2 separate regions of the Homo sapiens genome follow, and region 1 is linked to region 2. The links are chromatin loops, found by intact Hi-C in ENCODE. Cell type or tissue: GM12878. All regions are shown on one strand.

Region 1 (5,000 bases), 63 kb after region 2:
AGCTAGAATCTTCTACCATAACAGGAATATGTTTATGTATGGCTAATGGTTTATATGAAATGAATGTGCATATGACTAAGGGAAGACTTTGAGATGAAAAAGTGAGAAACTTTGGGATGAGTGAACTTGTGATGAATCTAATGGGTGGCCTAGCATCAGAACCATAACATGAGTAGTAGCCAGGTGGGCCAGGTAGATATAGCAGGTCAGATGAAATCCACTTTTCAGAATACGGGACTAATATTGAGCTGAGGTATTTGAAGAACAGGCATCCAGATATAATATAATATTAGGGATTACTGTGTTTCAGGCACTGTTCTCAGTACCTTATCTGTACAGTATTAACTCATTTAATCCTCACAACAGCCCTGTGAAGTAGGTACTGCGGTTTTCGTTTTGTTTCGTTTTGAGATGGCGTCTCACTCTGTCACCCAAGCTGGAGTACAATGGCCTGATCTCAGATTACTGCAACCACTGTCTCCCGGGTTCAAATGATTCTCCTGCTTCAGCCTCCTGAGTAGCTGGGATTACAGGCGCCCGCCACCACACCCGGCTAATTTTTGTATTTTTAGTAGAGACGGGGTTTCACCATGTTGGCCAGCATGGTCTCGAACTCCTGACCTCAAGTGATCCGCCCTTCTCAGCCTCCCAAAGTGCTGGGATTACAGGCATGAGCCACTGCGCCCAGCAAAGTAGGTACTGCTTTTATCCACTGAGGAGTGGGGAGTGTAAGTAAATTGCCCAGAGTTACAGGGCTAATTAACAGTAGAACTACATTTCAAGCCCATGCATTTAATTGGGAAGACTGTGAAGAAGCTATCACCTGTTTTTAAAAGAGAGGGGTAAAGCAAATTACACAAGGTTAAACAGCTAATGGAACTAACTTGTTCAGGAACCCAGGTGTTCTGTGTGTAAGGTATTGTTTTGTTACTGCACCCTTAGTACTCAAAGTATCAGCAGCATTGGCATCACTTAGGAGCTTATTAGAAATGCAGGCTCTCAGTACACTTCTCACACCTGCTGAATGCAAGTGTGCATACAGTTATTTGTGTGCATATTAAAGTTTGAAAAACACTGAGCTATTACTTCATTGGCACTAGTTTGCGGGACAGATATTTACAAATACTGTTAGCCAAAGGCAGAAACTACATCCCAATTATCCATCTAAGACAGGGAAAGTATGAAATTTGGCAGGGTTTGGGGGTGGAGTTCACATAGTAGGAAACACAGGGATTTGAATAGTTGACCAGCCAGTATTGGAGAGGTTAGAGTTCAGAGGTAAATAAAATGGGATTCTACAGGAAATGAAGTTCTATGCAGTAACTTCATCACATAAGAGTTCCTGACTAAGTGAGGTATGTAGGCAAGCAGTACCAGAAGCTAGCCCTCCTAGAGCTCCTGTTATTTATTTGTCAAAGGGCAGAGCTGGTTTTGAAGTGAATCTGACTTTTGCAGTGGTTGCAGCAGGGAGGGTCAAAGGATAGATTTGGCACACCGTCTAGTTGATTTTTCAGCTTCCCTGTCCTGGGGGAATCACAGATTTCTCTGCTTTAAGTAAACTTGATATGTGAATATCTGGATTTATAAAACAGTAAAAATTATAGGTGTGGCAATCTCAGTTTATAGACTTTGTAACTAAATTATTCATTTTATTAGAGAGCACATGATATGTTGCTTTTTAATAATGAGCTCCCCTAACACATTTAAGACAGAATTCAATTTTCAGCCCTGTTAAAAATTCAACCTAGTAAAAACATATACAATATAAGTAAGCTGCCCTTGCATGAGCCGGGATAATTTGCCTAAGCAACTGTGTAAAATGGTCTGAATGTTTCCTGAATTCAGGACAAATAGGATTTTGGTATATGTCACCCTTTGAAAGACAAAAGAGGTGCTTTCTGGAGAACACACTGCTCTTGACTTTAAGCCTCCTTCAGTTCTGTTTCACAGTTTTTATTCTTCATGGTCTGTTGAACTGAACTTGTGACTTCAAGTGGTTCACTGAACTGAGATTTATTGCAGTTTGAGGAAGGAAACAGTAAAATAAGAAGGCAGTTTTGCTATTTTTGTACAAGACCTCCTAAGCAACATTTCACAAAACACATGGTTTCAATTACCTCTGTGGCATCCACCCACCCACCCACTCATCCATTCAGCCAATATTGTCCAGTGTCACTATGTTAGGGCTGGGAATGCAGCAGTGGACAAGATACATACAGTTTCTGCTCTTTGGAGCTTATAGTCTAGGGTGAGATGCAGCCAGGTTAACCAGGCAGTTTCCAGTAGAGTGTGATTAACAGCTAGGATGATTGAACTCTGGGCTGTCATGAGAACATAAAAAAGATGTCTATGACCCAAACCAGCTGCAATGAATAGACAGAAATTATATTAGCTATCTGTGGCTGCATAAGAAATTACCCCCAAAATTAGTGTTTTAAACAATATGTATTTGTTATTCCACAGATTTCCATGAGTCAGACACCTGGTCATGGTTTAACTTAGTCGTCTGCTTCAGTGTTTCTCATTGGTTGCAATCTAGGGATTGACCAGGGCTATAGTCATCTCAAAGTTTAACTGGGGAATGATCAATTCTAAGCTCACTTGCATGATGGTTGGCAGGATTCAGTTTCTTGTGGGTTGTTGGACTGTGGGCACCAGTTCCTTGACGGCTGTTGGCTAGAGGCTAGCCTCAATTATTTGCCATGGGGCCCTTTCCATAGGGCAGCTGACAACATGGCAGCTGGGTTCATCGAAGTGGGAAAGTGAGGGAGAAAGAAAATTCCAGCAAGACAGAAATCAGTATTTTGTAAATGAATCTAAGAAGTGACATCTCATCAGTTTCGTCATATACTGCTCCTTAGAAACAAGTCACTAGGTCCAACTGTACTCAAAGGCAACAGCCCAACACCCAAAGAAAAGAGAAAAGGTTTATATAAGGATGTGACTGTCAGGAGGCAGGAAACATTGAGAGCCATTTTAGAAGCTGGCTACCACAGAAATGTCCTCCTGTACAGAGATGTAAGTTGTAGCTCCTTAATGGCTCTGTTGAACTATTCTTAGTCTCATTCTTACTCAAACTCAAAGTTTGTCACCAGGCTACCCTGCCTCCGGTTCATAGTATATTGTCATAGTGTTACCTCGATTGGCATGAAAAATAGTTATCAACTCCCTTATTTCTTCGATCATTTCAATCATAATGGTTGGGAGGGTCAGGAAAATGCCTTCGGAAAGCAAGGATATTGGAACAAGTACAAATTTAATGCCGGCTTTCATGATATCTGTCTAAGATTTCTGGTAGGCCTTTTCTCTGAGACACCTGTTTTTAATTAGATTATTTTGATTTCTATGGCTTATTCAAGGTGCCTTTAGTAATGGATAATGTAGAACAAGTATATTTGTCCATTGGGATCTGGAAAAAGCTTGAAAACCAGCTCTCAGGAAGAGAGGTATATTAGTTAGGGTGAGGGCTATACTTCTATAAGAGACTACAAAATAGAATGACTTAAGTGAGATGACAATCTCTCTCTTATTCTCACTCTGTAGTCCCTCTCCCTCCTCATCCCCTTCCCTGCCTTGCTCTCTTCTCTCTCTCATTACATTATAGCTGGTATAGGCTGGTAGGGAAGTTGTGCTCCATGCAGTAGTTCAAAGCTCCAGATACCTTCCATTGTTGTTCTGCCATCATCTAGACCAGCGGTCCCCAACCTTTTTTACCAGGGACTGGTTTTGTGGAAGACAATTTTTCTGTGGACTTGGTGGGGGGATGGTGTAGGCATGATTCAAGTGCATTACATTTATCATGTACTTTATTTCTATTATTATTTCATTATAATATGTAATGAAATAATTGAACAACTCACCATAATGTAGAATCAGTGGGAGCCCTGAGCTTGTTTTCCTGCAACTACATGGTCCCATCTGGGGGTGATGGAGATAGTAACACATCATCAGGTATTAGATTCTCCTAAGGAGCCCACAACCTAGATCCCTCACATGCATGCACAGTTCACAATAGGGCTCGCACTCCTATGAGAATCTAATCCCGCCCCTGATCTGACAGGAGGCGGAGTTCAGGCAGTAATACCAGCAATGGGAAGCAGCTGTAAATGCAGATGAAGCTTCGCTCGCTTGCCCGCCACTCACCTCCTACTGTGTGGCTTAGGTCCTAACAGGCCACTGACTGGTACTGGTTCACGGCCTGGGGCTTGAGGACCCCTGATTTAGACCACAGATTGATAGATTATGGCTGGCAGATCAAATCTGGCCTGCTGCCTGCTTTTGTAAATAAAGTCGAATTGGAACACAACCAGCCCCATTCATTTATATATTATCTATGTCTACTTTAGCACTACAACACCAGAACTGAGTAGCTTTTGACAGAGACCTTACCATCTGGCCCTTTATAGAACAAGTTTGCCAGCCCCTACTCTAGGACATGGTCCTTGTGTGCATGTTTTCATTCCAGATTGTGGGAAGAGGGATGGGCAAGAGTTCAGAGTAAATAACTATATTTTAAGAAATTGTTGAGGAAGTTGTATATATGACTTTTGCTCAGAAGCCATTGATGAGAACTAGTCATGTGGCCACATCTGGCTGTAAGGGTGAAAGGAAAACGCAGTCCCTGATTGGGTGGCTTTATATTCAGACAGTACTCATGACAAGAGGATAATGTATACTGATATACCAATATTATTGACATTTTTCAATTAAACAATCTAATGTACAGATAAGCAAATTTACTTTCTTAACGACACAGGGGTAGTAAGAAGTACTTTCTGACATCAGCAGAAAATATAATAGAGTTGAGCTGCTAGAAAAACAAAAACAGTTAAAGAATTGGGCTACATAGAGATTGAAGCTAGAATACTATTCAGAATCCAGGGCAGCTTCAGAGACCTGAATATCGGGATAGGTGATTTTCAGAGGACCTACTTTCTTTCTCTCCTCCTGAAAACTGGCTTTCTAATTTTGTACTTGGTATAGCTTTTCTCTGTATCCCC
Region 2 (5,000 bases):
TAAATTACCTTGGACAGTGTGGCCATTTTCACGATATTGATTCTTCCTACCCATGAGCATGGAATGTTCTTCCATTTATTTGTATCCTCTTTTATTTCCTTGAGCAGTGGTTTGTAGTTCTCCTTGAAGAGGTCCTTCACATCCCTTGTAAGTTGGATTCCTAGGTATTTTATTCTCTTTGAAGCAATTGTGAATGGGAGTTCACTCATGATTTGGCTCTCTGTTTGTCTGTTATTGGTGTATAAGAATGCTTGTGATTTTTGCACATTGATTTTGTATCCTGAGACTTTGCTGAAGTTGCCTATCAGCTTAAGGAGATTTTGGGCTGAGACGATGGGGTTTTCTAGATATACAATCATGTCATCTGCAAACAGGGAATTTGACTTCCTCTTTTCCTATTTGAATACCCTTTATTTCCTTCTCCTGCCTGATTGCCCTGGCCAGAACTTCCAACACTATGTTGAATAGGAGTGTTGAGAGAGGGCATCCCTGTCTTGTGCCCGTTTTCAAAGGGAATGCTTCCAGTTTTTGCCCATTCGGTATGATATTGGCTGTGGGTTTGTCATAGATAGTTCTTATTATTTTGAGATACGTCCCATCAATACCTAATTTATTGAGAGTTTTTAGCATGAAGGGTTGTTGAATTTTGTCAAAGGCCTTTTCTGCATCTAGTGAGATAATCGTATGGTTTTTGTCTTTGGTTCTGTTTATATGCTGGATTATGTTTATTGTTTTGCATATGTTGAACCAGCCTTGCATCCCAGGGATGAAGTCCACTTGATCATGGTGGATAAGCTTTTTGATATGCTGCTGGATTCGGTTTGCCAGTATTTTATTGAGGATTTTTGCATCGATGTTCATCAGGGATATTGGTCTAAAATTCTCTTTTTTTGTTGTCTCTCTGCCAGGCTTTGGTATCAGGATGATACTGGCCTCATAAAATGAGTTAGGGAGGATTCCCTCTTTTTCTATTGATTGGAATAGTTTCAGAAGGAATGGTACCAGCTCCTCCTTGTCCCTCTGGTAGAATTCAGCTGTGAATCCATCAGGTCCTGGACTTTTTTTGGTTGGTAAGCTGTTAATTATTGCCTCAATTTCAGAGCCTGTTATTTGTCTGTTCAGAGATTCAGCTTCTTCCTGGTTTAGTCTTGGGAGGGTATATGTGTCAAGGAATTTATCTATTTCTTCTAGATTTTCTAGTTTATTTGCATAGAGGTGTTTATAGTATTCTCTGATGGTAGCTTGTATTTCTGTGGGATCGGTGGTGATATCCCCTTTATCATTTTTTATTGCGTCTATTTGATTCTTCTCTCTTTTCTTCTTTATTAGTCTTGCTAGCGGTCTATCAATTGTGTTGATAGTTTCAAAAAACCAGCCCCTGGATTCATTGATTTTTTTGAAGGGTTTTTTTGTGTCTCTATTTCCTTCAGTTCTGCTCTGGTCTTAGTTATTTCTTGCCTTCTGCTAGCTTTTGAATGTGTTTGCTCTTGCTTTTCTAGTTCTTTTAATTGTGATGTTAGGGTGTCAATTTTGGGTCTTTCCTGCTTTCTCTTTTGGGCATTTAGTGCTATAAATTTCCCTCTACACACTGCTTTGAATGTGTCCCAGAGATTCTGGTATGTTGTGTCTTTGTTCTCGTTGGTTTCAAAGAACATCTTTATTACTGCCTTCATTTCGTTATGTAGCCAGTAGTCATTCAGGAGCAGGTTGTTCAGTTTCCATGTAGTTGAGCAGTTTTGAGTGAGTTTCTTAATCCTGAGTTCTAGTTTGATTGCACTGTGGTCTGAGAGACAGTTTGTTATAATTTCTGTTCTTTTACATTTGCTGAGGAGTGGTTTACTTCCAACTGTGTGGTCCATTTTGGAATAAGTGCGGTGTGGTGCTGAAAAGAATGTATATTCTGTTGATTTGGGGTGGAGAGTTCTGTAGATGTCTATTAGGTCCACTTGGTGCAGAGCTGAGTTCAATTCCTGGATATCCTTGTTAACTTTCTGTCTCTTTGATCTGTCTAATGTTGACAGTGGGGTATTAAAGTCTCCCATTATTATTGTGTGGGAATCTATGTCTCTTTGTAGGTCTCTAAGGACTTGTTTTATGAATCTGGGTGCTCCTGTGCTGGGTGCATATATATTTAGGATAGTTAGCTCTTCTTGTTGAATTGATCCCTTTACCATTATGGAATGGCCTTCTTTGTCTCTTTTGATCTTTGTTGGTTTAAAGTTTGTTTTATCAGAGCCTGGGATTGCAACCCCTGCCTTTTTTTGTTTTCCATTTGCTTGGTAGATATTCCTCCATCCCTTTATTTTGAGCCTATGTGTGTCTCTGCACATGAGATGGATTTCCTAAATACAGCCCACTGATGGGTCTTGACTCTATCCAATTTGCCAGTCTGTGTCTTTTAATTGGAGCATTCAGCCCATTTACATTTAAGGTTAATATTATTATTTGTGAATTTGATCCTGTCATTATGATGTTAGCTGGTTATTTTGCTTGTTAGTTGATGCAGTTCCTTCCTAGCCTTGATGGTCTTTACAATTTGGCATGTTTTTGCAGTGGCTGGTACTGACTGTTCCTTTCCATGTTTAGTGCTTTCTTCAGGAGCTCTTTTAGGGCAGGCCTGGTGGTGACAAAATCTCTCAGCATTTGCTTGTCTGTAAAGGATTTTATTTCTCCTTCACTTATGAAGCTTAATTTGGCTGGATATGAAATTCTGGGTTGAAAATTCTTTTCTTTAAGAATGTTGAATATTGGCCCCCACTCTCTTCTGGCTTATAGAGTTTCTGCTGAGAGATCCACTGTTAGTCTGATGGGCTTCCCTTTGTGGGCAACCCGACCTTTCTCTCTGGCTGCCCTTAACCTTTTTTCCTTCATTTCAACTTTGGTGAATCTGACAATTTTGTGTCTTGGAGTTGCTCTTCTCGAGGAGTATCTTTGTGGCGTTCTCTGTATTTCCTGAATCTGAACGTTGGCCTGCCTTGCTAGATTGGGGAAGTTCTCCTGGATAATATCCTGCAGAGTGTTTTCCAACTTGGTTCCATTCTCCCTGTCACTTTCAGGTACGCCAATCAGACGTAGATTTAATCTTTTCACATAGTCCCATGTTTCTTGGAGGCTTTGTTTGTTTCTTTTTATTCTTTTTTCTCTAAACTTCTCTTGTCACTTCATTTCATTCATTTGATCTTCCATCACTGATACCCTTTCTTCCAGTTGATCGCATCGGCTACTGAGGCTTGTGCATTTGTCATGTAGTTCTCGTTCCGTGGTTTTCAGCTCCATCAGCTCCTTTAAGGACTTCTCTGCATTGGTTATTCTAGTTAGCTGTTCATCTAAGTTTTTTTCAAGGTTTTTAACTTCTTTGCCATGGGTTCGAACTTCCTCCTTTAGCTCGGAGTAGTTTGATCGTCTGAAGCCTTCTTCTCTCAACTCGTCAAAGTCATTCTCCGTCCAGCTTTGTTCCATTGCTGGTGAGGAGCTGCATTCCTTTGGAGGAGGAGAGGCACTCTGATTTTTAGAGTTTCCAGTTTTTCTGCTCTGTTTTTTCCCCATCTTTGTGTTTTTATCTACCTTTGGTCTTTGATGATGGTGATGTACAGATGGGGTTTTGGTGTGGATATCCTTTCTGTTTGTTAGTTTTCCTTCTAACAGTCAGGACCCTCAGCTGCAAGTCTGTTGGAATTTTCTGGAGGTCCACTCCAGACCCTGTTTGCCTGGGTATCAGCAGCGGAGGCTGCAGAACAGTGGATATTGGTGAACAGCAAATGTTGCTGCCTGGTCGTTCCTCTGGAAGTTTTGTCTCAGAGGAGTACCCGGGCATGTGAGGTGTCAGTCTGCCCCTACTGGAGGGTGCCTCCCAGTTAGGCTACTCAGGGGTCAGGGACCCACTTGAGGAGGCAGTCTGTCCATTCTTAGATCTCCAGCTGCGTGCTGGGAGAACCACTACTCTCTTCAAAGCTGCCAGACAGGGACATTTAAGTCTGCAGAGGTTTCTGCTGCATTTTGTTTTGCAGTGCCCTGCCCCCAGAGGTGGAGTCTACAGATGCAGGCAGGTCTCCTTGAGCTGCGGTGGACTCCACCCAGTTCAAGCTTCCTGGCCACTTTGTTTGCCTACTCAAGCCTTGGCAATGGCGGGCACCCCTCCCCCAGCCTTGCTGCCACCTTGCAGTTTGATTTCAGACTGGTGTTCTAGCAGTGAGTGAGGCTTCGTGGGCGTAGGACCCTCCAAGCCATGCATGGGATATAATCTCCTGGTGTGCCGTTTGCTAAGACCATTGGAAAAGCACAGTATTAGGGTGGTAGTGACCCGATTTTCCAGGTACCGTCTGTCACCCCTTTCTTTGACTAGGAAAGGGAATTCACTGACCCCTTGTGCTTCCCAGGTGAGGCGATGCCTCGCCCTGCTTTGGCTCATGCTCAGTGTGCTGCACCCACTGTCCTGCACCCACTTTCTGACACTCCCTAGTGAGATGAACCCGGTACCTCAGTTGGAAATGCAGAAATCTCCCCTCTTCTGCGTCGCTCACTCTGGGAGCTGTAGACTGGAGCTCTTCCTATTCGGCCATCTTGGCTCCACCCATCTCATTAGTGTTTTATAGTTTTCCTTGTAGCAATCCTCCACCTCATAGGTTAAATTTGTTCCTAGGTAGTTTGGGATTTTTTTTTTTTTTGTAGCTATTGTAAGTGGAACTAACATTTTTGTTTCTTTCTTGGCTGGATCATGATTGGTGTATAGAAACATTGCTGATTTTTGTACACTGATTTTGTATTCTGCAACTTTACTGAATTTATTTATCAGATCTGATAGTTTTTTGGTAGAGTCTTTAGTTTTTTCTAGATCATGGCATCAGAAAAGAGGGACTATTTGACTTCCTCTGTTCCAATTTGGATGCATTTTTATTTCTTTCTCTTACCTGACTGTTCTGGCTAGTACTTCCAGTACCATCTTGAATAGGAGTGGTGAAAGTGGGCATCCTTGTTCCAGTTCCCAGAGGAAGACTTTCAGT

Evidence for each region. Hi-C counts contacts between places; a loop is a spot of excess contacts. Peaks named below come from ENCODE experiments on the same cell type or tissue, not always from the same donor. Only the 100,000 strongest peaks of a DNase experiment are listed, where the experiment ranks them.
Region 1: a loop joins it to region 2, with 4 times the contacts of the local background. A loop is called at or near these places in 1 of 110 quality-filtered maps.

Annotation. Positions count from the first base shown.
Region 1 is chrX:104,695,418-104,700,417 of GRCh38, forward strand. The region is part of intron 2 of IL1RAPL2 (interleukin 1 receptor accessory protein like 2); the gene reads left to right. Among named protein-coding and RNA genes, the nearest start is that of IL1RAPL2, 130 kb to the left of the region's middle. In GM12878, no CTCF peak of the experiment used is centred here; a DNase peak (open chromatin) is centred at 1,879.
Region 2 is chrX:104,632,418-104,637,417 of GRCh38, forward strand. The region is part of intron 1 of IL1RAPL2 (interleukin 1 receptor accessory protein like 2); the gene reads left to right. Among named protein-coding and RNA genes, the nearest start is that of IL1RAPL2, 69 kb to the left of the region's middle. In GM12878, no CTCF peak of the experiment used is centred here; no DNase peak of the experiment used is centred here.